Linked DNA regions of Homo sapiens: all the other regions are linked to region 2. A link is a loop called in an ENCODE intact Hi-C map of the cell type or tissue named here. Cell type or tissue: endothelial cell of umbilical vein. All regions are shown on one strand. Links, peaks and the distances in the headings refer to the core of each region. The heading gives the core; the rest is flanking DNA. Region 1 holds the start of EGFLAM-AS5 (EGFLAM antisense RNA 5). Region 2 overlaps LIFR-AS1 (LIFR antisense RNA 1). Region 3 holds the start of LOC107986414 (a long non-coding RNA gene).

Region 1 (10,190 bases), core at 4,807-7,306, 130 kb after region 2:
ATGCTTGCATGGAACTGTGGAAATGGTGTGTTGTCACTCCCATAATTAGGCTACTTATCAGTTGACTTGGAGTTAATAGGCGATGATCCTGGGTGGGCGACCTATTGAGGAGACCTCTTATGAGAGGGACTGGGCCCTGCCTAAAGAAAGTCTCCCCTGGCTTTGAAGAAACAAAGAGCAAGTGAGCCTCAGGTGAGACCACAGCCCAGGCGACACCTTGACAGGGGGAGCTGAGTCCTCTCTATCCTTTATATCCTCACTGGCACTTTGGCCAGGGGCTGGTTTGTGAATAGCTCGTCCTCAGTGAGTGTCAATGAAATGTCAACCGACCTTGTGTGGGCGAGTGCCTGGAGGGGGCAACTACAGTAATCCTTGCGAGGGCCCGCAGGCCATCCGCTCCTCACCCTCCATTCCCCACCCCCAAAGCCTCCCAACCCACTCCCAAGGGCTCCCAGCTTCCAGGCCAGAGGCAGTCACATGGATAAGGCCCCCAGCCTTGGGCACATCCTCTTACCTCTCTAGCCCCGTGTGGAGCTGGAACAGAGATCGCCCAGGCTTCTTTCATTTCTGAGGTGGTGTGAATGTGACCTGGACAAGCAATCGGCTTGTGTTCCACTTTCCACTGTATTAGACAGGGCCCCCCATTTCATTCTGAACCCCCACAGTTGCTCTCTGAACCCCACGTTCAGTGAGAACATGGAATGCTACCGGCAGGGCCGGAAGTCACCACGCACTGAGCCTTGCGACCCCTGCGGCCCCATACCCCTCTCCTCCCACAGCTCTCTCTGCCTCATAGTCCATTTTCTCTGCCTCCGCTTTCTTTTGGCCAATTTCCTAACAGGGCTTTCCTTAGCTAAGCCCCTGGCCTGGTGCCTCTTACTTTTGTTATTAAGTGAGTATAAACGGCAAATTTCTTGAGCCTCCCTGGCCTTCCTTCGAAGAGACATTCCAACTCAAGTCCTCTCCTAGCCAAGTCAGAACTGCAGCCCCTTGGCAGCAGGCTGTTCGGGGAGGTCATAGCCCCGGGCTGGGCCCTGGCTTGTAGGTGAGCAGCTGGGACATCGGGGGAGGCCATGCCACATGCTGGGAAATTTCTATGCCTCTGGACACCATTTGCATCTTGAGCAAAACTGAAAGACAAGATGGATAAATAGAAAAGAAGAGACATCCTCCCAGGGGCTGAGACATAATGTTCTCTCTCCCGTCTTTCCAGGAAATGGCAAGTGCTCCTGGGAGCTACGAACTTTCTAGGACAAAGATGCCTCAGCAAGAGCAAGCGGGAAGAAGAGGAGCGGCAGGGGAGGCCTTTCCCAGCTGCCTTCCCTGTTCTTTCAGCTCGTGGCTTGGCTGGGGCGAGGCAGGGGCCCAGGGGAACACGCTGCTGGGCAGAAATAGCTTGCAACCACTCCCCAGGGTTATGGAGGTTATTTGTGGAGATGAAAGCAAAGGAGGGAAGGGAAAAGAATTTAACCTACACCCAGTTGCCCGTAGAGGGGCCTGAATCCCACCCTGCTGGACTAGCTCTTTAGTTTCTGCTTTCAGATTTGCTCAACCCAGAGTCCCTGCAACAGAAGGCCTTTGAAAGAAGGCAGATTCAGGGCTGTGATGAGAAACTGGCATGCGTTGGCAAGCAGACTCTTGGGACATGGCCTTTGTCCGAATCTCCCTCACTTACACGACTATACTGCAGACGACAGCTAACCCAAGGGAGCCTCAGAATGTCCCTCAACAATGCGGGTGTCCCTGGGCAGACTGCACCTGACCAGAGGTCAGGGTGAGGGCAGAAAAGCTCCACGGGACAGCATCGTGGCTGCGTCCTCGTGATGGGACCATGGGCAAGTCACCCAGTCTTTGTGGCCAGTGTCTGTCTTCCTAAGTCAAATAGGCCATGCCCATCTGCTCCAGCCATCATAGGAGGAGGACTGTTATGAAGATCAAATATGTGAACATTCTTTGACTGTGAGGTTGCGGTGCGGTTACTCACAGGGCCTAGCCCAGAAGCCAGCTGATGCTGTTGCATTGGATTAGTCATTTTGCTGGCCCGAACATAGCCACCTGTAAGCTGGAACTTCCTTACGGCAGCCTGTCACTTCCACGGGACCCACCAGCTTAAATGCCGGCAGCCCTGGGACTTCTGGCCTCACAATGGTTGAGGTAGGGCTGCTTACATTTCCCTTCTCTGTTTAGCGTGTGCCGGATAAGTCCCTAGTTCGGATACCGTCGGACGACCCACATCTCCATGTTGACAAATAACGTGGGAGTGGGCTAAAGCTGTACGACCCCTGATTTCAGATTCTAATTTTGATTCCATGCTGGCAGCTCTCTCCCCACTGCAGGGAGAAAGTGCTGGAGAACGTCGTTCCCGCCTTTGATAAGCTAATCTTACCCCCTTCTCAGCTAAGGGTCTGGGCGGTGGTGGGCACGCCCGGACTGACCCCCAGCTCCAAGGGCAACTACTATGCGTTCCTGGACTGGGCAGGAGCTGGAAGAGGCAGGGAGGAGGTGGGAAGCGGCTCATGCCTTGTCCAGGCTCCTCTCCTAAAGTATTGTCTTTCCGCTTGGAGCTGGAATTCTCTGCCTTTATTTTCTCGGAGCTGGGCCTCTGCAGGCTGCCCCTCGGTCATTCCCTCCCAGGAAGAACGGCCTTCTGGGGTGGGGGTTGCTGTCGGAGCTCAGAGAGGCTGGGGGCCCCCCTACTGCCTATTCTTCCTCCTTTGGGAACTCACAGTGCTAAAAACAAGCTTTCTGAGAACCATATTTTTCTGGGTTAAAGGTGAAAAATGCAGCGTTTCCTCCAAGTGGAAAGCCCTGGGCCTGCCAGCTCCAACTCCGGGCGCTTTTCCGAGCTCCTTCCTCCCACGCAGGGAGGGGGTAGCAGCTCCTGCAGGGCCAGGGGAGGAGGTGGGCAGGGAGGAAGGAGAGGGGGCAGCAGCAGGAAAGCGCCAGTGCCCGTGCCAGCAGGGCAGTCTGTGTGTGGACACCAGCCGGCCTGTTTGTGTTGGAGGGCCGGGAGAAGGGAGCAGGACTGGGTCAGGAAATGAAAGACAAATACCAGGGTGGGAGAGTGGCACGGCCTTCAGAGCGGCGGGCAGGCCGGGGCAGCTGCCTGGGCAGCCGCAGAAGGGGGACACAGAAGACCCCCACAGACCTTCCTGAGAGAAATCCTGAGGTGGGGCCTCCAGGAACATGCAGGGTTATGGGAGGCCATCTTAATAGGAAAAGCAAGGACATCCTCACCCCACACCCGGTCACCCTTGCTTCGAACATGTGGGAGGTTCCGGGGAATTTCCTCAGACCCTGATTGTGGGAGAAAAGCTTTTCAGGATCCCGTGCCCCACTCCATCCTTCCTCCCTAGGACAGGGACTGCTGTTAGCCTCTGAGCTCCCTGGCGACACCCCAAACCTTTCTCTTCAGCCAAGAGCCTGGCCAGCCTTCAACATGCTCTCCCCACAGCGGCTACCCAAAAGCCAGGCACAGATCCCATCTTCCAGCCGGTCCAGTCCCTCCTCCTCAGAACAGCAACGGGGCCAGCTGCCAAGTGTCAGGGAGCATGTGGAAGGAGGGCAAGGGGAAGAGAGGGCACCGCATTGCGATGGGGGAGGGCGGGTGCTGCTCGCATCAGGCCTGGCCTGGCTGGGCACTGAGAACATCATGGACCTCGCCTCCAGCCCCAAGGGTTAAAGAAGGTCGGAGAAGACCTATGGCCAGGGGGTCACGGCCTCCCTACTGCACCCTGCTGTGAATGACGTAGGACTTGCTGGGGTAGACCGATTGCATCAGCAGTGACGCTTTTCCACTGCTCCTGAGTCCATGCCCTCCACCGGGCAGCTTGGTAGTTCTCTCATGCTGGAGAAGAGCCCATATGTCACGTGGGGGCCGGCCCGTTTCTTCCTCTCTTGAATCCACAGATGACTGGGGTGTGGCAGTGCCAAGCCGAGGCTGTGAAAGGCCTTCCACCTTTACTCTCGTGCTCGTGCCCTCCCCCATTGTTAGGAGAAGGGCATGCTCAGGCCAGCCCATTAGCCCAGGAGGAGGACAAGAAACACACGGAGCAGACACAAGCCACCTCACCAACCCAGCCAAGGCTGTCCTGAATTAGCAACCCTGACACGTGTGAGCAAGTCCAACGGACACCGGAAGATCCACCTAGTCAAGCCCAACCAAGACTGGCAGAGCTGCCAAGCTGACCACTTAAGGCGCATGAGGAATAAACACTCGTTGCTGCATGCCATTGCAGTTTTGTGATTTTTGTTATGCAGCATTATTGTGGCCATGACAGCAGATACACATAGAGAGACAACAGGACACCCAGGAGCCCACATGGGATACACTGTCTCTTACCCTGTCCTCTGACCCTGAGCCTCCCAGGTCACCAGCTCCTCCTGGGTCCCTCCACTCTGCTGCTCTCTCACCTGTCAGATCCCTACTCCCCTGACCCTGTCATCACGTCACTCTTCTCCCCTTAGCCTCATCTGCTTCCCACCCAGAGGCAAATGGTTCTACTCCCAGGCCTGCATCCCTGGGTCATTGCATTTTTCTCTGGATAACACTTTCGTGGAACAACAACTCATTAGCAACAGCTCTTCTAGCTTCAATTCAGCTGAATGGCCTAAGATCACAATGATATGTATGGCTGGAGGGAATCCATCAAAATGGCCTGTAAAAGCAACTCCATGACATCTTGGGAAGCACTGGCCCCAGCAGTATCAAAGGAAGAGGTGTTGAGGCAAGGGTGTCTGGGAAGTGGAGGACCCACTTTCTACCATGTGGCCTTTCTCCGGACTGCACTCATATAAGATTATGTGTCTAGGAGTGGATGATGATGATGATGATGATGATAACCATGATTCCTCTGGGAGAAAGGATCCTGGCCATCAAAGCTTCCCAAAGACAGGAGATTGGGGCACAAAGTGAACCTCTCTAGTTTATTCATCTTTTAGAATTACATTATGTGCTTAAAACTGTGCCTTGCACAAACCCCAAAAGTCTTTGCTGAATGAATGCTGCACAAACAAATGTAGAGTCGAGACTGGGACTAATTATAGGCTCTTGCATAAGTTAGATCATATTTCACCCCCTCCTTGGGGGCAGTGTTCATCTCACCTTTCCCTTAGTAAGTCCATCATGGGGATCTGCCAGTGAACCAGCTGTCTCTGGGGTCATGTGCTTGCATAGTAAAGGGACACAGCTCATGGTACAGAAGGAAGAAGTCCTGTTTCTCTGGTTCTCACCCAGATGCTCAGACCATCCTGACAGCATGTCCCCCCACCCCTGCACAGCCTTGGGAACACTGATTGTATTAGTGTCCATTGGTATGAACCTGACCTCCGCAAAATCAGTAACAACTCCATAAGTGAATGAATGAATGAATAAGTTCTAGCTTTGTCCCCTTTATTCAAGTTTACTATAGATACTCCCCCCAACTCTTAAAACAAAAATGACAGTGACCTACCTCGGTAACACATGTTCCTTTTAATCTGCTTATCTTGGAAAGCTTCATATTCATCCTCTTGAGCCGTCAACATTTACCAAAAGAGAATGGTCAGCTCCCCAAGTTGCCCACCCAAGTTACCTATCCATTCCACTGACACCACAAAAGGCCCAAACAAGTCTCTCTTGGGAGAAATTTTTAGGAAAGGTGTGCAAGAATTCAGAGTCATCCACCCAAACTTCCAAAAGTATACTGTGTGGACAATCTGCAGCTATAAAAATATACACATACAAAAGTACAGCTACAAAATCATGGGGGCTCAGCTCCTTAACTCTGCATTATAAGAAGTAGGGATTTCACATTCGAGGTAAGCTCTGGGGAAGGGGGCCGCATTATGATTATGATTCTGTGTTTGATCTCCTTCCATCTTTATTTTTATGGACTAGTCAGAACACAGTGAACCAGCCAGTGAGGAGTGGAAGGGGTTAATCCGAACAATCCAAGGGCCAATGTGGGAAATGTGAAGTTCAAGGTCACACAGTCATTCTGCTGTCAGGAAGAGTGTCATGAGTCAGGGAAGGAGAGAAGTATTTTAATAGTGCCCTGTGGGATTCTTTCTCTCTCTCTCTCTTTTTAATGTACTATGAATCACAACACAGTCACTGAGCTATAGCAGACAGGCTCTGGAATTTGCATTGATGTGTGATCTCTGGCAGCCGCTACATATTCAATGGACAAAGTCCGATGCTTCCTACACAGAGAATTCTGCTGGGTCAGCTCGTGGAGTGTCAGCAGGAAAGGCCACCCAGGGATGCCTGTCTTGGTTCTCAGTTTCTCATCAGTGTGTACTTTCTTCTTGGTGAGAGGAAACACACCTGGTCCCTGGGCCTCTGCATATAGCATCAGGCAGGGTCTGAGGGCCCCTGGGATTCTCAGAATAGAAGGCTCTGTCCCTTGGACAAGGCCAGCTGGTGTTACTTGGCTCCACAAGTGTTGATGTTTTTCCCATCCACGGCATCTTCCACGAGGGAAATGTGGTAATCGGTGGACAGGGTGAAGTGAGAGATACAGCCCACGAGCCCTCTCATATATTGCCTGTTAGTGTGCAGAGCAATTTCCTTCATTCCACCTGCCAGGAAGCAAGAGGGAGATGAGGTGAGCCAAAGGACAGGTGTCCGCAGGGCAAGGTCGGGGTTCCAGTTTGGGGCACTTGAATGGCTGCTGGCCAAGGCATCCCTTGATTCATGGGACATGTGAGGGCTGTGGGCCCCTTGAGCTGCTCAGTACCTCACCTCTCTCAATTTTATAATTATCCTTGAAGGAACAGATTGACTTGGATCAGTTTTTACACAATCAAAAGCTATAAATTCATTCCTCATGTGTGATTTCTGGCCCAACTGACCACCTTGAGACCAAATAGTGTCTAGTAAATTTTGAAGTGTGGTATAATGTCAACAGAATGCAGTGTGTAGTTAGAAGTGATGTCATCTTAAACCAAAACAAATGCACTGATGTCGAATGCTTTCAATAGAAAATATCATATAGATAAAAATAGCTTTTCATTTTTATGTGTCTGCACTAGTGAATTAATTATAATAAGCCATTTACAGAAATACTAGTCATTCTATTCTGCAAGGGGAAAGAAAGACAGGTCCCGTTTTGTCAGAGAGAACTCATGGAGCTATATTTAGCAGGTTCCTGTTCTATAAACAAGAAAAGCCTGGTTTTCCTGGTGGATCTGTCCAAAGCATAAAAGCATCGAAGGGAGCCCTTCCTGCCCCCTCAGCCATGAGTCAGCAGTTCAGAAAATGAAGGAATGGAATATCTGGAGGGCTTCCTGATTTACAGGTATTTGATCCAGCAAAGTACATAGCCTCGGCACAGCAAATGGAAGACTAACAAGAAAAGCACTGGCCTAATTTTGCTTTGGTCGAGGGTCGGTCACTTACCCACATACAGAGCTCCATTGATGTTAAGCTGCCGCATCATGCCTGGGGATTTGCCTGTTCTGGCTCCATAGTCATCCACGGTTATCTTTCCTGACTGGCCATCCCTGCAAAACACCAAAACAAAAAAGAACAAAAAGCCTGGCATTTTTGGAGTTCATTCAATCATTCATTCATTTCAATACAAATGTATTAAAGGACACACTATGTGCCAGGTACTGTGCTAAATGATGGGGCTGCAGAAATCAAAGCAAAAAGCAAATGTGTGGCCCTCAGGAGCCTGTGGTCTACTGAGGAAGACAAAAAGTCAAACTGTGAATGACAACACAGTGCCAGCACTCCACGGCGAAGACCACAAGGGTGCTGTGGAATTACACCAGAGGAGCAGCGCCTAACTTAGACTAGAGAGAGGACAGTTATTAGAGAGATGGTCAGAAAAAGCTGCTCAGAGGAGATTCTGTCCAAAATGAGTCTTGTAGGCTGGGTAGGTAAGTCAAGTGAAGGAGAAGGCTATGCAAACAGAGAAAGCAACAACAGCAAAGAGAAAGAGCAGGGGTTAGCACAGATGGAACTCACAGAACACTGGGGCTGGGAAAGGTGAAGCCCCAAGCAAACGGTCAACCGCTTGTAAGGAGTTGAGAATTTATCCTGAAGGTGACAGCGGGCCAGGGAAGAAATTTCAGGTGAAGCCCAGGGGAGGAGAGCTTGTGGCGAGGCATGGGAAGCCATGGGGAGCTGGGATTCTAAGTACAATGAGAAGCCAATGAAGCAGTTTTTGTAGGTATAAGATCATTCGATGGGAAGACTGGCTCAGAAGTTTCTGTTTATTTTATTTTATTTTATTTTTTGAGACGGAGTCCCGCTGTCGCCCAGGCTGGAGTGCAGTGGCGCGATCTCGGCTCACTGCAGGCTCCGCCCCCCGGGGTTCACGCCATTCTCCTGCCTCAGCCTCCCGAGTAGCTGGGACTACAGGCGCCCGCCACCTCGCCCGGCTAATTTTTTGTATTTTTTTTAGTAGAGACGGGGTTTCACCACGTTAGCCAGGATGGTCTCGATCTCCTGACCTAGTGATCCGCCCTCCTCGGCCTCCCAAAGTGCTGGGATTACAGGCGTGAGCCACTGCACCCGGCCAGTGGCTCAGAAGTTTCTAAAGGACCCACAGAGCCCTAAAGTGACTCTGACGACAGGAAGAGGGAGGTGTTCATTGGTGGCAAGGGCTTTGTAGTTTTCAAAGCTATTTTTCAAACCTATCCAGCCCCATGAGCCTTGTTCAAGCAAATACATTTGCTTCTATAGCACTAGGGGGTGGACTCACTCAGGCTTCACTTCTTGATAGCAACTCTTCTAGAGATTTACAGAACTTTCTCTTGTTCTGTCCCCATCTTTGAGACCACAAACTTCCCATTTGGGAAGTGCTTTCTTAGAATCCTGTATCTGAATGCTGTGACAGGCAGAACCCGCAACAGCTTGCCTTGCTTGCCCTGCCTTTAAAAAAAAAAATTAATTACTCTAAAATATTCCATTTTTTTCTACTTACTCTAGTTCATAAAGTCTAAGAGTTTTTCATTTTTTATATCTAAAATGAAGATATACCTTATAATCAATGGCATCTTAGATTTGAAAAAATGTGGCATCACCTTCTAGCATAATAACATGCTTCTTTATCATGTTTATTACTTATTGTCTGTTGCTTCCCATTAGAATGCAAGACCATCAAGGCAAGGATGTTAATTTTCTTCAATGAGGTATCTCCTGTGTCTGGAATGATATAAGGCTCATCCCAGATGATGAATGAACAGTGAATCTGTGGAGCTTCAGCATCCTCACCTAAGATGGGAATAGCTATGCCCATCTCCCGAGATTATTGTGGAGATCAGATGTTATGCGTACAAAGCACAGGGCATGATACCTGATACACATCTTGCTCTATAAAGACTGGTAGAGGAGTGTGTTGTTATTGTTATCAATATCATTATCATTTTTATCCATAAAATGAAGATTATAAAACCTAAGTTGCTGTGAATATTGAGACAAAGTATGAAAAGTACCTGGCAACTGGAGATGTTTAATAAACTGGAATTTATTTTCTCTTTTCTGCTGGGATTAATGCCTGCAAGAGCAGGATGCCCCAGAGCAAGACACTGTCCAAAGCAAGGCCCCCTGGGCAATCTCCTTTTCATTGACACTCCTATCTCTAACCCTGGAGCCTGCTACAGAGAATTAAGGTATCTGCTCAATCCTTCTTGCCATAATTGATATCCATGGCCTTGACCCAGTTCCCCCTGAGAACTCTTCCCTTCTAGGCCTGTCTGCTCACAACTCACAGTATCTGCTGGAATCCTCCCATTCATCTAGTTCCTGGGCTCGACTCCTTCTGTTCAGCCCTCATTGCAACCTAAGACCCACCAGCAGAGGTATCCATGATGCCAACAGGAAAAGCCAAGTCTGCTAAGCCATCTGCATGGTGCCCAGCTTGACACTCTGACATGTGAAATTCTTCCTGTAGAACATTCCACTGCCTTATCCCTCCCAAACATCTGAAATCCTAGCTTTGGGTGGGTTTCATCATGGGGTAGGATGGAAAGGGCTTTGAGCTGGGATTCTAATCTTGGCTTTTCCCACAAACAGTTGTATAGTCTAGGGGAAGATCATTTAACATCAGTTTCCTTAGATGTCTAGGAAGTGCCTGGTATCCTCACCAGAGTGTATCTTGATACACATAATCAAACCCCAACAACAACTGGGAAGGCTTAAAAATTATTCCACAATGTGTGAGTATTCTACCAATGATCTCCACCCAAGGAAACTGGGA
Region 2 (10,190 bases), core at 5,978-8,477:
ATGTGATAGGCCTGCCCCTGTTTCATCTTCTGCCATGAGTAAAAGCTCCCTGAGGCCTCCTGAAGCCGAGCAAATGCTGACACTGTTTTCTGTACAGCCTGCAGAGCTATGGTGAGCCAATTAAACCTCTCTTCTTATAAATTCCCATCACAGGCATTTCTTCATAGCAATGCAAGAACGGCCTCACACATTATCCATGGTCTTATTCTAGATCTGCCCCAACATAGCAACTAACATTGATTGAGTGATTTCACAAACACTTGTGAACCCCAACTATCTGAGACAGGTCTCAGTCAATTTAGGAAGTTTATTTTGCCAGAATTAAGGACACATACCCATGACACTTCCTCAGGAGGTCCTGACGACGAGGTGGTCGGGGCACATCTGGGTTTTATACATTTTAGGAAGACATGAGACATCAATCAATATACGTAACATGTACATTGGTTCTGTCTGGAAAGGCGGGACAACTCCAAGCGAGGAGAGGGATTCCAGGTCATGGGTTGGTAAGAGACAAATGGTTGCAATCTTTGGAATTTCTGATTAGCCTTTCCAAAGGAAACAATCAGCTATGCATTTACCTCCATGAGCAGAGGGGTGACTTTGAGTTCTGTCTGTCCTTTGTCCACAGGGAATTTCCCTGTGAGGAAGGTATGTAGCTTTTTTTATCTTAGCAGGTATCTTTTTTTAGGAATAGAACGAGAGGCAGGTTTGCTCTAAGCAGTTCCCAGCTTGGCTTTTCCCTTTGGCTTTGTGATTTGGGGGTCCCAAAATTTATTTTCCTTTCACACACTTAAATAGCACTTGCTTCTAAATTCTACATGAATAGCAACTCATTTAATTTTCATAAGAATCCTAGGAGGAAGGGGTACTGTGATTATCACCCCCCATTTTACAGATGAGAAAACTTAGGCACAGAGAGGTCAAGAAATTTGCCTAGAATCACAAAGCGAGCAAGTAGTGAAGCAAGGATTCCAGTCCGTACATTGAACACAGTGCTTGCTCTTAGTCTCTATGTGGTGCCTGCCTCTATGCAAAATGGGAAATATAGCCCAGTGTCCGTAAAACTGCAAACCAAAAATAAAACTCACCCCTCAGGGCCCTCTAAAATTTAAGCTGAAAGACAAGTTCAGGCCATGATGTAAAGTGGAGGCCAGACGTGCCTCATTGTACCCCTCCAGTATTAGTATCAACACAAACCTGAAGTCTGACAAGAAACCTTTATAGTCTATTCTCTCGGAGGCCTGTTACTTGAAGGCTTCATCTGCATGATAAAACCTTGGTCTCCACAACCCCTTATCATAACCCAGACATTCCTTTCTACTGATAATAATACTGAGAGTAACTCTTTCAACCAATCACCAGTCAGAATACGCTTAAATTTACCTATGACCTGGAAGCTGCCCCTCTCCCTTTGAGTTGTCTTGCCCTTCCAGATCAAAGCAATGTAAATCTTACATGTATTGAGTGATGTCTCCTGTCTCCCTAAAATGTATAAAAGCAAGCTGTACACCGACCACCTTACGCACATGTTGTCAGCACCTCCTGGGGCTGTGCCATGGGGTGTCCTTCATCTTAGCAAAATAAACTTGTTTTTTGTTTTGTTTTTTTTTTTGAGACAGAGTCTTGCCCTGTCGCCCAGGCTGGAGTGCAACGGCGCAATCTCGGCTCACTGCAACCTCCGCCTCCCAGGTTCAAGGAATTCTCCTGCTTCAGCCTCCCGGGTAGCTGAGATTACAGGTGCCCACCACCAGCTAATTTTTGTATTTTTAGTAGAGATGGGGTTTCACTATGTTGGCCAGGCTGGTCTCAAACTCCTGACCTCAGGTGATCCGCCCAACTCAGCTTTCCAAAATGTTGGGATTACAGGTGTGATCCACCACTCCCAGCCTTGGCAAAATAAGCTTTCTAAATTGATTGAGACTTGTCTCAGACACCCTTTGGTTTACAAAACAAATGGCTGTCTCTGGGGGAATGTGCTGGATATCCAAGTCAGAGACGCTGCCTTGCCCCTTTCTGCTGCCTTGCCCCTTTCTCCTCTCCACAGGTCTGGGAGTTCAGTAGGACTAGTTAATTTCCTTTCTTCTAGATAGAGGCAGCGAAGAAAAGTTCTGCCCAGCTCAGCCTCAGCCACTGCAGAAAATGCTCCACATGAGCTCCAAGTGCCCAAGTTCAGGCTCTGGGTCACCACATTTGCATCTCTGCCACCTCAAGGCAAATAGGAAGAATTAGATTATGCTCGTGTTCACTGCATTTAATAAACATTTGTTGAGTCTCACTATGTGCTTGGGCCTCTTAGAGTCCATGAGATGACAGCGTAAATGACCAGTGGCTGCCCTCCGGTATTGTGGCTGGAGATCATTAGGACATAACCAGAAAAATATAAGCAACAATAGGATAATAGATGCTGTTAAGTGAGTTGAAGGATGTGGTTCATCTGTGGAGTAGACCAGTTCAAAGTTGAGTCTGACCACAGGAATGAATAAGAGAAGAAAACATCCTGAAGACTTGACCTTCCTGGGTAATAAAACCCTTGGATAGTTACATTCAATCCTGAAGTTTAGTCCCTGGAGACATTAGAAAACTAGGAAGTTTTCTTTCTGAGGGTTAAATTGGCCATTATCTTCTTGTGAGTGATGGAGATCATTTTTTTCCAAAAATGCTTCCAGAACCCCTGGACCCTGGGGCAGCCCCTTCTCTGTTTTCCCACATCACCCTTTGTCTGGGCGCATCTCTACCTTTGCTTCTTGCACATACGTTGTAAGGATCTGCTTAAGGGTCTTTCCCTGACCTTGGGTTTGGAAGGGACAGAGTTAAACCAGATTAAACAGGTTTCTGCTGAAAGACTTCTCTGAGCTCACAGGTAATGTGAATATGCAGTTTTTCCAAAATTTATTTGACCACAGATTCTCATTTCAAGAATACCTTTTAAAATAACTCATAGTGTGACTGGTGGAAGGTATCTCAGTTACCAGCGGCAAATCCGTACAGGTCTACAGCAACCTCAATTCTTGCCTCTTCAGAAGAAAGAATTCAACTGAGGGGCATAAGGCAAGAAAAGAGACCAAGGCAAGTTTCAAAGTAGAAGTGGAAGTTTATTAAAAATGCTTTAGAAGAGGAAAGAAAGGAAAGAACACGTGGAAGAGATCCAGTGGGTGCCTTGGAGAACAAGTGCAGTGTTTAACCTTGACCCTGGGACTTTATAGGCTGCCATCTTGTACCCTTTTCCCTTAGGGTGATTCTTTCCTTCGGGTGGGCGGCCCGCGTGCACAGTGCCTGCCTTACCCTTGGGAATTAAGCGTGCGCAGTATGTTTAGGAAGTTGTAAGCATGCACGTCTGAGGCTCTCTTCCCTTCTCCAGTGGTGTGCCCCTGGAAGGTCATACTCCATTTTGTCTTTTAATGCGTATTCCCAGGAAGTTGTTTTTCCCAGGTGTCTGCATGCAATTAACACTGTAATGTTAACAGCTGTGGATCAGCAGGAGCTTGTCTCTTCCTGAGAGAGTCAGTGTGATAATTGTCGAACCATCATCTGACATTCCTAGTGGGTGGGGGAAGAAGATCCTTTTCCTGCTCCACTCTTGCCTGTCTAACTACCTGTAACAATAAGACTAGCAATCCAAGGAATACAGTTTTAGAAGCATTGTGCTAGCTGCAGAGGGGAGTGAAATCATGAGATAAGGCCCCTGTCCTTGAAGAACTCAGAATTTAGACGGCAAGATAAAAACCTAAACAAGGAATTAGAATTTAGCCCGCTAATGCTGGAAAACAGGTATATACAATGGATGTAAAAGAAGAAGAGATGGAGAAAAAAAAAAGAAAAGAGAAGGCCTCAAAGAGAAGATGATGGAGGGACTGGGGCTTGAACGACTTAATCCACCAGAATAAAGGGAAGGGGCATTCCAGGTAGTGAGCACACATGTGCAAGGGTGTGGAATTGTGAAACAGCATGGTCAATTATGGAGACTAACACTATTTGTACCAAAGGTATGAAGTACTACTAGGAAAATGTCTGTAAATAAGCCTACATAGAGAAAGAGGAGTATATGTCAAGAATTGTGTCTAGATTTTATCTGGTAGGAGACAATGAGAAGTCACTGAACTATGGAGTAACATCATCAGCTTCCTACTCTAAAGAAAATTGTATAATGGCATTGGAGGACTGATTGGGAGGTTGTGAAACTGGACACAAGTGACTGGTTGATAAACGACTGGAATATCCAGGTGAAAAATGATAAAGAGCCGCCAAGAAATTGGCAATGGAGAAGGAAAAGTGTGAATAAATTGACAGATGATTAAGAGGCAAATTGACTCACACACGGAGAAAGGTTGATGAGTCAAGGATGATGCGGTGGTTTCTAGCTTGGATGGACATTGGTGTTATTATCCAGCAGTGAGAACACAGGAGACAGAACAGAGTCAGCTTGGGGAGAAGAGAATAGCTTCAGTTGGGGGTATATTGATTTTTAGGTTCTTATTTAATTTATAGGTAGACTTACAGGTCTGGAGTTTAGGCTAGAGATACATATTTGGGAGTTGCCAGCCTAAAAATAGTATCTCAAGCCATGGGAGTGGATGAGATCACCCAGCAAAGTGAAAAAGGAAACGCAAAGATGTGAGCCAAGTGCAGAACCCTGGAGAACAAAAGTCAAGTGAGCTTGGAGGAAGGAGCCAGGAGGTCCCAGTGGAAGGATCTGGCAAGGCCTCATGGAAATGTGGTCTGGAAATCAGTACAGATGTACTGTTCGTGACCCTATAAGTAGTACACAAATCCAGGTAAGAGCTATGCCATGGCGGGAACTCAGGGTCCAGGAGAGAAATCCTGAACTGACAGCAGACCCACCTGCACCTGGCATCTCTTTCTCTTCCCATCTTTGCTCCAGTCCTTCAAGTTTGTGTCCTGGCTGACTGTCCCTTGTTGTAGTCAGCTCAGGCTGCTATAACCAGACACCACAGACTGGGTGGCTTAAGCAACAGACATTTTATTTCTCACAGTTCTAGAGGCTGGGAAGGCCAAGATCAAGGTGTCAGCAGATAAGGTGTCTAGAGAGGGCTTATTTTCTGGTTCATAGACAGCAGTATTCTCCCTGTGTCCTCACGTGGCAGAAAGAGGAAGCAAGCTCTCTCAGGACTCTCTTTAAGGACACTAATCCCATGCATGAAGGCTCCATCTTGTAACCTCGTCTAATCCTAAATACCTTCCAAAGACCCCACTTTCTACTACCATTACATTAGAGGGGAGCGAAATCATGAGATAGACATATGTTTCAACATACGAATTTTGAGCAGAACACAAATATTCAGTCCATAACACCCCTCTAAGGTCAGTGTTACCCCTGTGTGTCCTGTTCTACCTTTGTCCTTGTGTAGTTTACCAGACTAATGTTTGCTTCCAGTATCAACCCAGGGCTGCTGGCCACATTGTTAAAAGGTGGACCAGCATTCAGCTTCCTCCCGCAGTTCCAGAGAATCAGGCCCAAAATGATCAGGAAAGACATCAGGGCTTGAGTCATCATCCTAGAAGCCACAGCTGAGACCATGGATGAGACTGTCAAGGTAGAACCTGAAAAAATAGAGGAGAGGGACAAGGAGAAATTTGAACAATAATCTTCTTTTAGGGGACCAAGAGAGGAAAAGGAGCCAGGAAGGGAGGCTGAAAGTAATATTCAGCAAAGAAGTCTGAGAAAGAACCAAGAGAACACAGTGATATGAAAGACAGGGATGGCAACTGTTCAGTGAATGAGAGGAACTAGTAGTGCTGATTGCTACAGAGATTGCGGAAGGTGACTTGAGAACAGGCCAGTAGATTTGGCAATGCAGAAGTTATAGGCAACTTGCCAAAGAGACATTTCAGTCCTGTGATGCTGGCAGAACCCAAATAGTTAAAACTAAAGGAAGTAAAGACAAAAGGAAAGCTGTGGTGACAAAGAGTCAAACTCTGTAGAGTATTTGAAGAGATTTATTCTGAGCCAAATATGAGTGACCAATGGCCCAAGATACAGCCCTCAGAAGATCCTGAGAATATGTGTCCAAGGTGCTTGGGGTACAGCTTGGTTTCATACATTTTAGGGAAGCATGAAACATCAATCAAACACATGTAAGATGTACACTGGTTCAGTCTGGAAAGGTGGGACAACTGGAAGCAGGGGGTTTCCAGGTCATAGGTAGATTAGAAGATTTTCTGATTGGCAATTGGTTGAAAGAGTTAAGTTATTGTCTAAAGACTTAGGAATGTCTGGGTTAAGATAAGGGATTGTGGAGACCAAGGTTTTATCATACAGATGAAGCCCCCAGGTAGCAAGCTTCAGAGAGAATAGATTGTAAAAATGTTTCTTATCAGACTTAAAGAGTCTGTTCTATCAGTATTTCTAAAAGGGAGGAAGGTACAATGAGGCATGTCTGACCCTCCCTTCCCATCATGGCCTGAACTAGTTTTTCAGGTTAACTTTGGAATGCCCTTACTGAGAGGATGAGGCCATTCACATGGTCAGAAGGTTTAGAATTTTATTTTTGGTTTACAGCTATTTCCAGAAGTTTAATGATGGAGGGAAAAGGTTTAATTAATTTGTTAATTAAATTCTTAAGCATCTTTAAAATTTTTTAAAGTACCTAAAGCTGTCCCCAACACCAAGGAGTCTGTAAACTAATTGAGAAGATAAGCTATAGATTAAAAAAGTAACTGAAAATGCAAGACAGTGGGAGATTATTTGGCACTTTCCATACTCAGCCGTGTTTCCACTCCACACTTTTATCCCTCTCTAATTTCATTCACTCTCACAGCTTCAAAGACCACCTGTAACATAGGCCCTATGTACTAATGATGACTCCTGAACTGTGCCTTGGGTCCTGACCTTCCCGCTGATCTCCAGGTTCTCAAGGTCTATGCTTCAAACTGCACCCTGAGGACTTCCATCTCAACTATTATCATACCCTGTGGATTCTGTAACTGAGCCAGTGACCCTTTCAGTAATGGTGCCAGAAAGTCCAGTTTGGGGTCACTCTATTGAAAATGCATATCTTAGCTCTAGGACTTTAAGGCAATGGGTTTCAAACTGTTTCCTGGAGAGCTAGGTGCTGCCTTTGGTTTATCCTATAGATGTCAGAATGGGAAACACTTGTATTTATAAAACCCTTATCCCTGACTCACTTTCTGTCTTTACTCTTTGTTTTTTCTGTGACTCATTTCTAAGTTATGCTCTTTCTACTGGTAACAGCTCCTGGGGGAAGCCTGCTCATTCTCTTTTCTGGCCATAGGTCTAGATAAGGTTTAGGACCCAGAAGAGGGCATAGAAGAAGGTTATACCCATTCCTCAACTGAGAAATCCATGCACTTTTCTACAAGATAAGGATAATCATAGCTATCTCAAAGGAGGTTAAGTGGATGAAAGGAGATAATGAGTGCAAATTATCTTATGGTTTTAACCAATATTTATTGAGGTTTCAGTATGCACCAGGCATTGTGCTAGGCATAGAAGCCTGCCTAAGAGTTCCTTACGGACAAGGAAGTAAATTATTATAGCAAAGTGGGAACAATGCTACAATAGGAGTAAGATACATCCTATGCTAGGGGAAGTGCAGAAAAGGGGTAAGCAGCCCAGTGTTGAGGAAGTTAGGGCAGACCTCGTGGAGGAGCTGAGAAGGAGTAGCAGTTAGCCACTTGAGGGGTGTCAGGGGAAGGGGCAGGAGCGGGTGATGCAGGCCTGCAGAGAAAAAGCTCAGTGGGTTGGGAACAGCTATCAGTGATTCACTATGGCTGACACTAGGAATGTTAGGTAGAATGTGGCAGGAGCCAGATTGAAAGTGTGCCTTTTGGGAGGCCGAGGCAGGCGGATCACCTAAGGTCAGGAGTTTAAGACCAGCCTGACCAACATGGTGAAACGTCATCTCTACAAAAATACAAAAATTAGCCAGGCATGGTGGTGCATGCCTGTAATTCCAGCTACTTTGGAGGCTGAGGTGGGAGAAATGCTTCAACTCGGGAGGGGGAGGTTGCAGAGCACCGAGATTGCACCATTGTACTCCAGCCTGGGCGACACAGCGAGACTCCCTCTAAAAAGAAAAAAAAAAAAAATAAATAAATAAATAAAAAAAAAAAAAAAAAAAAAGAGGTGCCTTAAAATACAAGGATATTTCTATTTTATCCTGAAGGCAATAAGAAACCAGTCATAGCCATGGAGTCACTGCCATAGATTTGTTTCTTAGAAAGATCCCACCATGTGAATCCTGGATGCAGCTGGGGAAAGTGGGTGAATTTCTAGAGTCTAATCAGTGTTTCTCAACCTTTTTTTTTCTTATTATCACCTCCTAAGGAGCCTTTTTAGACATTATTTTCCCAAGCACCCCACCAATCCCCATGAAACTTGAATACCCCAGAAATGCTGTCTATGTCCTTATGCACTGTATGTGCTTTATGCATAAAATAAATAACTTTCTTGCTCCATGCACCCCCACTCAACAACCAACTTTCACCTTCTGAGGACTGCTAATGTGAAGTCCCTCTAGACTAAGCCCATGAAATACTTGCCCCTTCCCTCCCCACCACTGCCACGCTCCGTCTCCAGCTGGTCATCTACCAGCATCCTAGCTGGATTCCCTCTCCGTCACTCCAGCACAGGGGTTCTCAACCTCTGCATTTGGGGCTGGATATTTCTTAGTTGTGCAAGGCTGTCCTGTGCATTGTAGGATACTGAGCAGCATCCCTGGCCTCTGCCTTTGGATGCTAGTAGCACTACCTCACCCAGTTGTGACAACCAAAAATGTCTTCAGACATTGCCAGCATCCCCTAATTGAGGCCCACTACTTTGGTGCTTTAGTCCCTAGTTTGTCTACTCCCACAAGCAATATGTGCAATTACAGTGACTAATTTTTCCTCCCCAGAGAGATGGCACCCCTGGGCTAGAGGGATGCTAGGAAGGAAAAGTCCTTGTCCTTTTGGCATCCTCTCACCCCACGAGCTACTTCTGTGTCTTTTCTTTATGTAACACTGAACTCTCCAGCTCAGGCCTCCAGGTCCTAAGTTCATAATCTCATTACAACTAATCCTGTTTACGGCCATTCTCTTGGCAGAACAATCTTGTCTGGACCAAGGCTCTTTCCTCACCACCCAATGTTCTTGTTGCTCCATTGTTCCTGGGGACTGTGGCCTGGCTGAGTATAAGCTTTCATTGATAGGGTTTATCCTGTTTACAGGGAGTCTGCAGAAGGGCCTCATCAAATACTTCCATCCCTTCCTTCAATAAATGGCTCCCTTTGATCTGTGCAAGGCACAACTTTGTTTATCAGAAGCTGGGCTTCCTCTAGCTGATGATGGGGACATCCTGTCCCAGAAAGGCTCCCCAAAATAACACCTTCTGAATTTCAGAATATTTTCAGGTTCCTCTATTTTGGAAGCATTTTTTTTTTTTCTTGCATGCCATTTCTTATGGCAAGCAAAGAAAGGAGCTGATTTTGCATTTTGAAGCCCAAGGTAACACAAAGTTGAACAGGTCACCGCCAAAAATGAGGAAAGGACAGTGTTGATAATAATATAAACATTTGGAACCAGAACAATATACAAGATTAGGGTTGACCAGGTGTGATCGTTTTTCATATTGTCAATTTAAAACTGGAAGTTATCTAACAAGGTGAAAAAGAGGTCATGGGTGTTAGTCATCTATATGACAGGATGGTAGAAGCTAGCTGAATTATGTGGATGAATGGTAAGGGCGATTTTACACTGTCCGAGCCAGGTAAAGAGCTCTATTTACAGCAATGGTTCTCAAAGTGTGGTCTCTAGTCCAGCAGCATGACCTGGAAATGTTTTAGAAATGTAACTTCTCAAGCCCCATCCCAGATAGTGAATTGGAAACTCTGGAGGTGGGGCCCAGGCACCTGTAAGCTCACAAGCCCTTTAAGTGATGTGATTCTCATGCTTGCTAAAGTTTGAGAACCTCTGATCTGCCCCAATAATCTTCAAACTTCGGTGTACACAAGAATCACATAAGAAGCTAAAATGCAGATTCCCAGATCCCATACCTAACGATGCAGATTCACTTGGTCTAGAGTGGACCCAGGAAAGTTTGCATTGCTAATAAGCAGCCCAGGGTGATTTGGGTGCAACTGGTCCATGAATCAAGCTTCGAGGAGCATTGGCCTATATATAAAGGAGTGGTACAAATTGTCCATATTGCTCCAGTCTTATTCTAAAGAGGC
Region 3 (10,190 bases), core at 3,989-6,488, 180 kb before region 2:
GCTCATTGCTACTGAACTGTAATTGCTATGAGGCCTTCTCAGGGACGTAAGAAATAGACATATGTGTATACACCTCTATGCATACATCTATATCCATGTGGATGTAGATATAACATGTCTATATACCTGTTGATATATAGATATAGAAGTAAAATAATATCTATTGGTCCTTTGCTTTAGTTAGAAAACCCAAGCATCAGCCAGTTGCAGTGGCTCATGCCTGTAATTCCAGCACTTTGGGAGGCCAAGGCAGGCAGATCATTTGAGGTCGGGAGTTCAAGACCAGCCTGACTAACATGGAGAAACCCCGTCTCTACTAAAAATACAAAATTAGCTGGGCATGGTGGCCCATGCCTGTAATCCCAGCTACTTGGGAGGCTGAGGCTGGAGAATCGCTTGAACCTAGGAGTTGGAGGTTGCAGTGAGCTGAGATTGAGCCATTGCACTCCAGACTGGGCAACAAGAGCGAAACCCTGTCTCAAGAAAAAAAAAAAAAAAAAGAAAACTCAACCATCTATAAAATAGATAAATATGTATCGATATAAATCATGAATTTATACTGATACTTCCAGTTCTAATTCAACATACTGTTCTTTGACAGTGAGAAATCTGGCCCTGTTATCCTAAATATATTTACCTGTTTAATCCTAGAATATACTGAAAGCAGTTTCATAATTGCTGATCCATACAACAGTGATAAACAACTCAACTAACTAGACTTTAATATTTATTCATCATTCTTATCTTCAGCTTAAGGGTTGTATTAGCCTGTTCTCATGCTGCTATTAAGACATTCCTAAGACTGGGTAATTTATAAAGGAAACAGGTTTAATGGAGTCACAGTTCCACATGGCTGGGAGGCCTCACAATAATGGTGGAAGATGAAAGAAGAGCAAAGGGACATCTTACATGGCAGCAGGCAAGAGAGAGCTTGTGTAGGGGAACTCCTCTTTATAAAATAATCAGATCTCATGAGACTTATTCACTGTCATGAGAACAGCACAGGAAAGACCCACTGCCATGATTCAATTACCTCTCACTGGGTCCCTCCCACAATAGGTGGGAATTATGGGAGCTACAATTCAAGATGAGATTTGGGTGGGGCACAGCCAAACCATATCATTCCACACCTGGCCCCTCCCAAATTTCATGTCCTCACGTTTCAAAACCAATCATGCCTTCCCAACAATCCCCCAAAGTCTTAACCCATTTCAACATTAACTCAAAAGTCCACAGTCCAAAGTATAATCTGAGACAAGGCAAGTGCCTTCTGTCTGTGAGCCTGTAAAATCGAAAGCAAGTTAGTTACTTCCTAGATAAATGGGGATGCATGCATTGGGTAAATACACCCATTCCATATGGGAGAAACTGGCCAAAACAAAGGGGCTACAGGCCCCATGCAAGTCCAAAATCCAACACAGCAGTCAAATCTTAAAGCTCCAAAATGATCTCATTTGACTCCATGTCTCACATCCGGGTCACGCTGATGCAAGAGGTGGGTTCCCACGGTCTTGGGCAGCTCTGACCCTGATGGATTTTCAGGGTATAGCCTCCCTCCCAGCTGCTTTCATGGGCTGGCATTGAGCCTCTGTGGCATTTTCAGGCACGCAGTGCAAGCTGTTGGTGGATCTACCATTCTTGGGTCTGGAGGATGAAGGCCCTCTTCTCACAGCTCCACTAGGCAGTGCCCCAGTGGGGACTCACTGTGGAGGCTCCTACCCCACATTTCCCTTCCACACTGCCCTACAGAGGTTCTCCGTGAGGGTTCCACCCCTGCAGCCAACTTATGCCTGGACATCCAGGCATTTCCATGCATCCTCTGAAATCTAGGCAAGGGTTCCCAAACCTCAATTCTTGACTTCTGCACACTCACAAGCTCAACACCATGTGGAAGCTGCCAAGGCTTGGGTCTTGCACCCTCTGAAGTCATGGCTTGAAGTCATGGCTTGAGCTGTATCTTGGCCCCTTTTTGCCACAGCTGGAGCACCTGGGAGGCAGGGCCTCAAATCCCTAGGCTGCAAGAGTAGGAGGGCCTTGGGCCTGGCCTATGAAACCATTTTTTTCCTCCTAGGCCTCTGGGCCTGTAATGAGAGGGGCTGCTGTGAAGGTCTTTGACGCCCTGGAGACATTTTCCCCATTGTCTTGGTAAGTAACATTTGGCTCCTTGTTACTTTTGCAAATTTCTGCAGCCTGCTTGAATTTCTCCACAGAAAATGGGTTATTCTTTTCTATAGTATTGTCAGGCTGCAAATTTTCTGAACTTTTATGCTCTGCTTCCCTTTTAAACATAAGTTCCAATTCCAAACCATATCTTGGTGAATACATAAAACTGAATGCTTTTAACAGCACACAAGTCACCTCTTGAATGCTTTGCTGCTTAGAAATTTCTTCCACCAGTTGCCCTAAATCATCTCCCTCAAGTTCAAAGTTCCACAAATCTCTAGGGCAGGGTTAGAATACCACCAGTCTCTTTGCTAAATAACAGCAAGAGTCACCTTTGCTCTAGTTCCCAAAAAGTTCCTCATCTTCTTGTGAGACCACCTCAGCCTGGACTTTATTGTCCATATCACTATTAGCATTTTGGTCAAAGTCATTCAACAAGTCACTAGGAGGTTCCAAACTTTCCCACATCTCTCTGTCTTCTGAGCCCTCCAAACTGTTCCAACCTCTGCCTGTTACCAAGTTCCAAATCCACTTTCACATTTTTGGATATCTTTACAGAAGCACCCCACTACCTGGTGCCAATTAACTGTATTAGTCTGTTCTCATGCTACTAATAGAGACATACCTGAGACATGGTAATTTATAAAGGAAAGAGGTTTAATGGCCTCAAGTTCCATATGGCTGGGGAAGCCTCACAATCATGGTAGAAGGTGAAGAAAACCATCAGAAAACCTTTATAAAACCATCAGATCTTATTCACTATCCCAAGAACAGCATGGGAAAGACCCAACCCCATGATTCAATAATCCCCCACCAGGTCCCTCCCACGACTTGTGGGAATTATGGGAGCTACAAGATGAGATTTGGGTGGGGACACAGCCAAACCATATCAAAGGTATACCTCTATTATACCACTTTTGACCAATTATTTGTTTACAAAATGTTTTTCTACTAGAACATAAGTGCATTGAAGGCAGGGACACATTTTTGCTTTTTTAAAAACGTGTCCAAAGCCTAGCAAAGGATCTGAGACATGTAAGGTACTCCATCAATGGTAGTTGAATTAATCAATGAATGACTCAAACACTCAATTATTCCCATTGCCTATAGGAGGAAGTCTATTATTCAAAGCTTCTTACAAATCCTGTGTCTCACATTTCCCTAATGGATCTTCCTGTACATAGAACCAACTATCTATCCAACATATCTTGCATTCCCAGCCCTCTGCCCTCTTATTTATGCTATTCTTTTTGTCATGAATGTTATTTCTCTAGTCTTTCCACTTTAATATCATTTAAATAAATCTTTTTAAAAATATCTCATTTAAATCTCTCTTTTTAAGAACAAAATGCTCATAACATATTGCTCTGAATTCCTTAGTCTGTATATACACTAAGTTATATATAATATTATATATGTATATATAATCATGCATCATAGATACTTTATGCATATGTTCAAACCTTATGCATTTCAGATTGCCATGCTGTCTGTCATCTTCAAATCCTGTGCAGTGCCTATGGCAGTGCTATGCAAGTAGATGGCAATAAATGAAAACTTGCTAAATCAATGAGTGAGTGGCAGGTGACTGTCAGTTATGTGAGTGCAGGCTTCTTAGGAAGTCCTCTAATGCCATCCCAATCTCTCTAATAAAGTAAGTTAGGCTCAAAATACTACTTTTAAGGATTTATTCCTTTGGCTTCCTCTGAATTTATCCTCTTAGTCTCATTCTTAATTTTTATTATTCCAGGATGCTGGCAATGTTTTCCTCTTGATTCTTTAAAAGTAATGGTAGAACCAAATACCCTTCCTATGGTGGACATAAAGGGCTTCAAACATTGAATGAGGTCCTGCAACCAGAGGCCAGATTTCACATCGGTACACAGTGCCTTTTTAGGCACTCTTATAGAGATGACAGTTTTCATCTGTGATAAGATGAGGAGATAAATATGCGCAACTCTGTCAGTTGGTGCCTGCAGATTGTAAACGACAGTTCTCACAACAAATATCCACAGCTGTCCTATGATTTTTGGCCCCCACTTAATGTTGCATTTGCTCCAAAATAATTCTCCTTTGACCTGTTTAGGTTTAGCCTAGCCAAAAGGTACTTTAAACACAAACCAACCATTATTGGCCTTGTGAATGCAAGAGCCAATTCAAGCAAAATTATCAGTTTCCCAGGCTCTTTGGAAATTCCCTTGATGGTGAAGAGTAAAGTACATATCACCTATTGGGACTTTTGTAGGTTTTAGCTGAAGTCTCACCTTCAAAGGCCAATCCTGCCCTACCAAAATATTATAAATTCCAGACCCTGGATCGGAAGCCACCATCCTTAGAACACCTTCTAGTGTCTTTACAAACCCAAAGGCAACACCAACTGTCAATTTCCTATGAGGAGAAACATTCCCTTCCTCAAATTGTTTTCTCTTTGAACCTACCAGTTTTCAATCAATCATCTTTACGTTTAGGCGCATGTGTTTTTTGTAAACTCTTTCCACTTTGGAAAGCAGGCAAATGGCTTGCTCCTCTTCTCCTCAGCTCATCCCTGTATCAGCATAGCTAGCCTGACCCTAAAATCTGCCAACTTTGCAGATCCTTGTAGCAAAGAAGATATCAGAAACTGAAGAATACTGTCCTTCCTAAGCCCGGTCACTCTGTAGTGGTGAGCTGGGGATCTTGATCCAGGCAATATCTATTTCACAGAGAAATATGATTACTGAGTGAGGCTGAATGGGGACAGAGACTAGAAGTACGCATTTGTTGATTCAGCAAAGAAGACTCTGTCCTTCATAGAATATTCTCACCATCCTGGACTCCCTTTGCATCTTGCGAGGCTTACCTTTACCAATCACAGTCCACGGGGCTTTGTTATTCAGTCAGGCCTGTCAGTCTCATCCTGTCCCTGTGGAAAAGCAACTCAGCTGCACCACAAATGATTTTCAGTCCAGCCTAACATCTTACCAAATTTTCCAGCTGGATGGACAACAAGCCTCATGAGATTGAGAGATGTAACCCTGGGTTACAGAGTGAGTCAGTTACTCAGCTATGTTGTAAAATATGGGCCCATTCTGGCTTCCAGTACATCTCTCTAACCAGCAGACCACATAGTCCCTCTTCTGCAATAGGATCAGCTTGTCTGCAGAGAAATAGAATTAAGCTATTAGCAAGTGGTTTCTGCCTCTTGCAGAAGCACCAGCAACAATAGCCACTTCTACATAACGTTTTAAGAGAACTGTTTGTGTTGGCAGTGCTTCACTATATTACACATTCCTGCCACTTAATTGTCCTTGCAAAGATAAACAAAGACCTTCTGAAGCAGAGCTGGAAGCTCTATAACTCAGCCAACCAAATGTTTGTTAAATGGAGGAGGAAAAAAGGGGTTGGCTGTATATATTCAGCTGTACTCTGAAACCACACCATCTTGTCTACACAGTCAGCCATTTCCGGAACTTCTGTATCCCTCCCCTACTGCCTTCAATTCTGAGAGAAAGCTTAAAAATATTTTTTAATTCTTGATCTCATTATTATCAAACTACTTCCTCTGACCTTCAAAGCTGATTGGCAAGTTCAAAGCTCACACAAGGTTTAGTATCCACATTTTTGATGTTGCTCTTTAAACATAAAACTAATCATAGTGGATGTTGATGAAGATAGTGAACAAACTTTCAAATATCTTAGTTGACATTGGTAAAGGACCCCTATTAACTAAGAGCTTTGTGGGACATAGAACCAAACATGAGCTTCTCTTTTGATAAAGACAAGAAAAAAATTGTTGATACACAGTTTTTCTTCAACTCCTGTGTGCGGTTTCTGGCCCAAGAGCCAGGGCCAGATATGAAGGAAATTGAGTAAGTCAATTCCTGCCCACAATGAGTTAACAATCTAGCAGAATGGTGAAGTCATGAGTTTTAGAGGTGGCTGATACCTTTTTCATTGAGACAGAAAAATTACCCAGTGGCTTTCCTGGGTCTTTAGAAACATTGAAAATTAAGTCAGTTTCTGAAAGTCATATTTAGGGGTTGGGTGAGAGTAAGTGTGACATTCATTCTGGCCACACTGTATACTTCTGCAAGTAAGTTCATGTTTGTTATGCCCCATGTATTCTATTAATATCAGGAAACTCATCAACTGTGGGGAGGCCACTTTATGAATGTGGGTGTGTGTGAGAAGGAAATGGAAACTAAATCTCCCATCTGCAACTCTCAGCTGCTGATCTACTGATAGATATAAGAAGAAAATGCAAGGAAACTGGTTACTTTTAAATTACCTTTTATCATTGGATTGTTAGTAAACATGAATAAAATACAGGTGAGTATCCCTCATCCAAAATGTTCAAGACTAGAAGTTATTTCAGACTTTGGCTTTTTTTCAGATTTTGGAATATTTGCCTGTACATAATGAGATATCTTGGGGAAAGAATCCAAGTCTAAACACAAAATTCACTTGTTTTATATACACCTGGTACACATAGCCTGAAGGTAATTTTATATAAAATGTATGTACAATACAAAGTTTGTGTTATTTACATGTGAAATTTTCCACTTGTAGCATCATGTTGATGCTCAAAAAGTTGTGGATTTTGAAGCACTTTGAATTTCAAATTTTCAGATTAGGGACCTGAAAATAGCTAAAGTAGCTTAACCTGTGCTACTAAGCACAGGTTAAGAAGAAAATACGTTATAAGCTTTATGAATTAACTGAAGGAAAAAAGGGTGTCTTGAGGTGCAAAGGACCTAAGAGATGAACTGACCACTGCCTTTGCACGTGCTATTGCCTGTGTCTGGAACACCACCACTCTTTGCCTGGCTCACAGTTACTTTTTGTGTAGGTCTCAGTTTAAATGCCACCTCCTCGAGGAAGCCACCCTTAGTCCTTTCAAGTTCATACCCCTCCTGTGTGACCCCATATCCTTTCTCAGTCTCATAACACATAATTTATTGCATTTTGTTTGACATTACCCTACTCAGCACTGCTCAACATTGACCCAAGCTCTGTCAGAATAAAGACATTGTCTATTTCACATGTTTATGCCCAGAGACTAGCACACAGTAGGCTTATAATCAATATTTTTTTAAATGAAAGAACAAAATTATCTCTCTTCTTCATGAAAAGAAGGCAACAAGAAGTAGGTTTTAATAGTGCAGCTAGTAGAGGAGGGGCGAATTCATTTCCTATGGCTGGTATAACAAATTACTACAAACTGTGTGGCTTAAAAGATCAGAAATTTATTTTCTCACAGTTCTGGAGTCCAGGAGTCTGAAATCAGTATCCCTGGGTAGAATCAACACCAACACTAGGTGGTGTCCGCAGGGCTTCCCTGCCTCTGGATGCTCTTGGGGAGAATCTGTTTCTTGCCTCTTCCAGCTTCTAGTAGCTGCCAACATTCCTTGGCTTGTGGCCAAATCACTCCAAACTACAAAGTCAGCATCTCCAAATCTCTCTCTGCTCTGTCTTCACATTGCTTTGCCCTGCATGTATGTGTCAAATCTCCCTCTTCCTCTCTTTTAAGGATACATATGATTGTATTTAGGTCCCACTCAGATAAAATAGGATAATCTTCCTGTCTCAAGACCCTGAACTTAAGCAATATGCAAAGACTGCCTTATAAAATCCCATTCACAAGTTCCAGGAGGCTTAGAAAGAAAAAACATTTTCATGATGATAAAGGAGTTAGCAAGAAGAAGTAATTTGATAAAGAATAATACATTCATGCACTGCATATCAATGTTTCATTAAATGACAGACCACATATACAAGGGTGGTCCTATAAGATTATATTGGAGCTGAAAATTTCCTAATGCCTAGCAATTTTATAGGCATCATAATGTCATACCACAATTACTTTCTTTTTCATGAATTTAGTGAAGGCTAAGTGTATCATGTTTATAAAGTCTCCAGTAGTGTACAATAATATCCTAAGCCTTTACATTTATTCATCACTCACTCACTGACTCACCCAGGGCAACTTCCAGTCCTGCAAGCTCCATGCATGTTAAGTGCCCTGTATAGATGTAGCACTCTTTATCTCTTATACTGTATTTTTACTGTACCTTTCTATATTTAGATACACAAATACTTACCATTATGTTACAGTTGCCTCCAGTATTCTGCACAGCAAGATGCTGTACAGCTTTGTATCCTAGGAGCAATAGGCTATAACAGGTAGAGTAGGCCTGTGGTAGACTCTACTGTCTAGGTTTGTGTAAGTACACTCCATGATGCTCATACAATATCACCTAACAATGTTTCTCAGAACGCATTCCCTTCAGAAAGTGATGCATAATGGTATAACTGACAGAACGCTCAAAGCCTTTGAAAATGAAAAAGGCTTTGAAAGAGAAAATTAAAAAGAAGCTACAAAAACAGGAACCAAAATATTTCACTTGACAATCTAAAGAGGCAGACTCCATACCCCAATAGTTAAGAGCATAGGCACTGGAATCCAACTCCTGGTTAGAGTCTGGCTTCACCATACTCTGTCTGTATAACTTAGGGCAAGTTACTTAACTTTTCTGTGCTTCAATGTTTTCATCTTTAAAGTGGGGATAATAATAGTGCTTACTTCAGAGCATTGTGGTAAATGATTAATGACAACATATTAAGAGCTCGTAGAAGTGTTTGCTATTACCATTTTAAGAAAACCAGAAATCTACAAAAGAAGTGTGAATTTTTTAAAAAACAGAAGAAAGAAATAGCTGAAAGATATATATTGATAAGAAAAAAGGACTTTAAAATGATTAGCCAAGAAGAAAGGGTTAAAAAAACACATAAAAGATATAAGATATATATTTTAAAAAGCAAATTAAAAACATTTGCAACCACAATTTGAGGGGGAAAGAAGGTAAATATGTTGCATATCAGAAGAAAGACCAAGACTATAATTGAGGACATCAGGAAAACTGTGGAAAGCAGAAAAGAATGTTCCAAGAGTAACAACTGTTATTTCCTCTATATATTTATGTGGTTGGTAGTGTTTTTCTCAGATCTTCTATGTCTTTGCTGATTTTTTTTGTCTAGTTATCCAATTAATTGCTGAGAAAAGACTCATAAAATCACCAAGACTGTGGCATTGTCGATTTCTTCCTGTAATTATGTCTGTTTTTACCTCCTGTACTTTGAAATTCTTCTGTGAGTTGCATAAACTTTATGATTGTTATGTCTTCCTGATGAATTGACCCTTTTATTATAATATAATATTATAATACCACTCTTTATTTCTGTTAATTTTTTTGTCTTGTGTATTTGTTTCCTAGGGCTTCTATTAAAAAGTACATAGAGGGTGGTTTAAGTCAAAAGAAATTCTCTTTCAGTCTGGAGGACAGAAATCTGGGTATCAGCAAGGCCATTCTCCCTCCGAAGGCTCTAGGGAAAAATCCTTCCTCGCCTCTTCCAGAATTCAGCTGTTACCTGTAATCCTTGGTGCTCTTTGGCTTGTAGATATATCAATCTAATCTCTGCCTCCATCATTACATAACCTTCCTCACCCTGTGTACCTCTGTGTCTGTGTGGCCATATTTTTCCCTTCTTATAAAGACACCAATCATTGGATTAGGGCCCACCCCAATCCACCATGACCTCAGCAAAATTTGATTACCTCAGTAAAGATCTGATTTCTAAATAAGGTCACATTCATGGTTACCAGGGGTTAGGATATCTTTTTAGGAGACACAATTTTGAGATTTTGAAATCTATTTTGCCTGAGGATAGTATAGCCACATGAACCTTTTCATGCTTTTCATTTGAATAGTATATATATTTTTCATTCATTTACCTAGAGCATATCTGTGTCTTAAGAATTACAGTGTGTCTCTTGTTAGTTTATAAACTGCATTCTGACTATTGCTGCCTTCTGACTGAATTGTTTAATCCATTAATATCTAATGTAATTATTGATATGTTTGGGTAAGTCTACCATTTTATTATTTGTGTTTTACTTGTCTCCTCTGAGTTTTTTTGCAATTTTTTTTAGTTGTGTGTGTGTATGTGGAGAGTATATATTTGTACTATGTATATAAGTTGACAAATAA

The links. A loop is a pair of places that touch in the nucleus more often than their neighbours do. Peaks named below come from ENCODE experiments on the same cell type or tissue, not always from the same donor. Only the 100,000 strongest peaks of a DNase experiment are listed, where the experiment ranks them.
Region 1: it touches region 2 in a loop (6-fold over the local background); 3 of 110 quality-filtered maps call a loop at or near these places.
Region 3: it touches region 2 in a loop (2.8-fold over the local background); 3 of 110 quality-filtered maps call a loop at or near these places.

The regions. Positions count from the first base shown.
Region 1 is chr5:38,460,203-38,470,392 of GRCh38, reverse strand. EGFLAM (EGF like, fibronectin type III and laminin G domains) reads right to left here. Exons shown (of 22, transcript NM_152403.4): 21 at 7,382-7,485; 22 at 4,913-6,561. The coding sequence ends at 6,407. It overlaps EGFLAM-AS5 (EGFLAM antisense RNA 5), which reads left to right and starts at 2,027. Exons shown (of 2, transcript NR_199676.1): 1 at 2,027-2,154. RefSeq lists enhancers at 689-1,560, 2,928-4,127, 6,103-7,302. In endothelial cell of umbilical vein, for the core only: no CTCF peak of the experiment used is centred there; DNase peaks (open chromatin) are centred at 6,032 and 7,172; H3K27ac peaks cover 2,237 bases.
Region 2 is chr5:38,596,126-38,606,315 of GRCh38, reverse strand. All of the region lies in intron 2 of LIFR-AS1 (LIFR antisense RNA 1), which reads right to left. It also overlaps a transcript of LIFR not described here. Among named protein-coding and RNA genes, the nearest start is that of MIR3650, 44 kb to the right of the region's middle. In endothelial cell of umbilical vein, for the core only: no CTCF peak of the experiment used is centred there; a DNase peak (open chromatin) is centred at 7,185; H3K27ac peaks cover 1,015 bases.
Region 3 is chr5:38,778,459-38,788,648 of GRCh38, reverse strand. All of the region lies in intron 2 of OSMR-DT (OSMR divergent transcript), which reads left to right. It overlaps LOC107986414 (a long non-coding RNA gene), which reads right to left and starts at 5,354. Exons shown (of 2, transcript XR_007058740.1): 1 at 5,125-5,354. In endothelial cell of umbilical vein, for the core only: no CTCF peak of the experiment used is centred there; a DNase peak (open chromatin) is centred at 5,448; H3K27ac peaks cover 1,169 bases.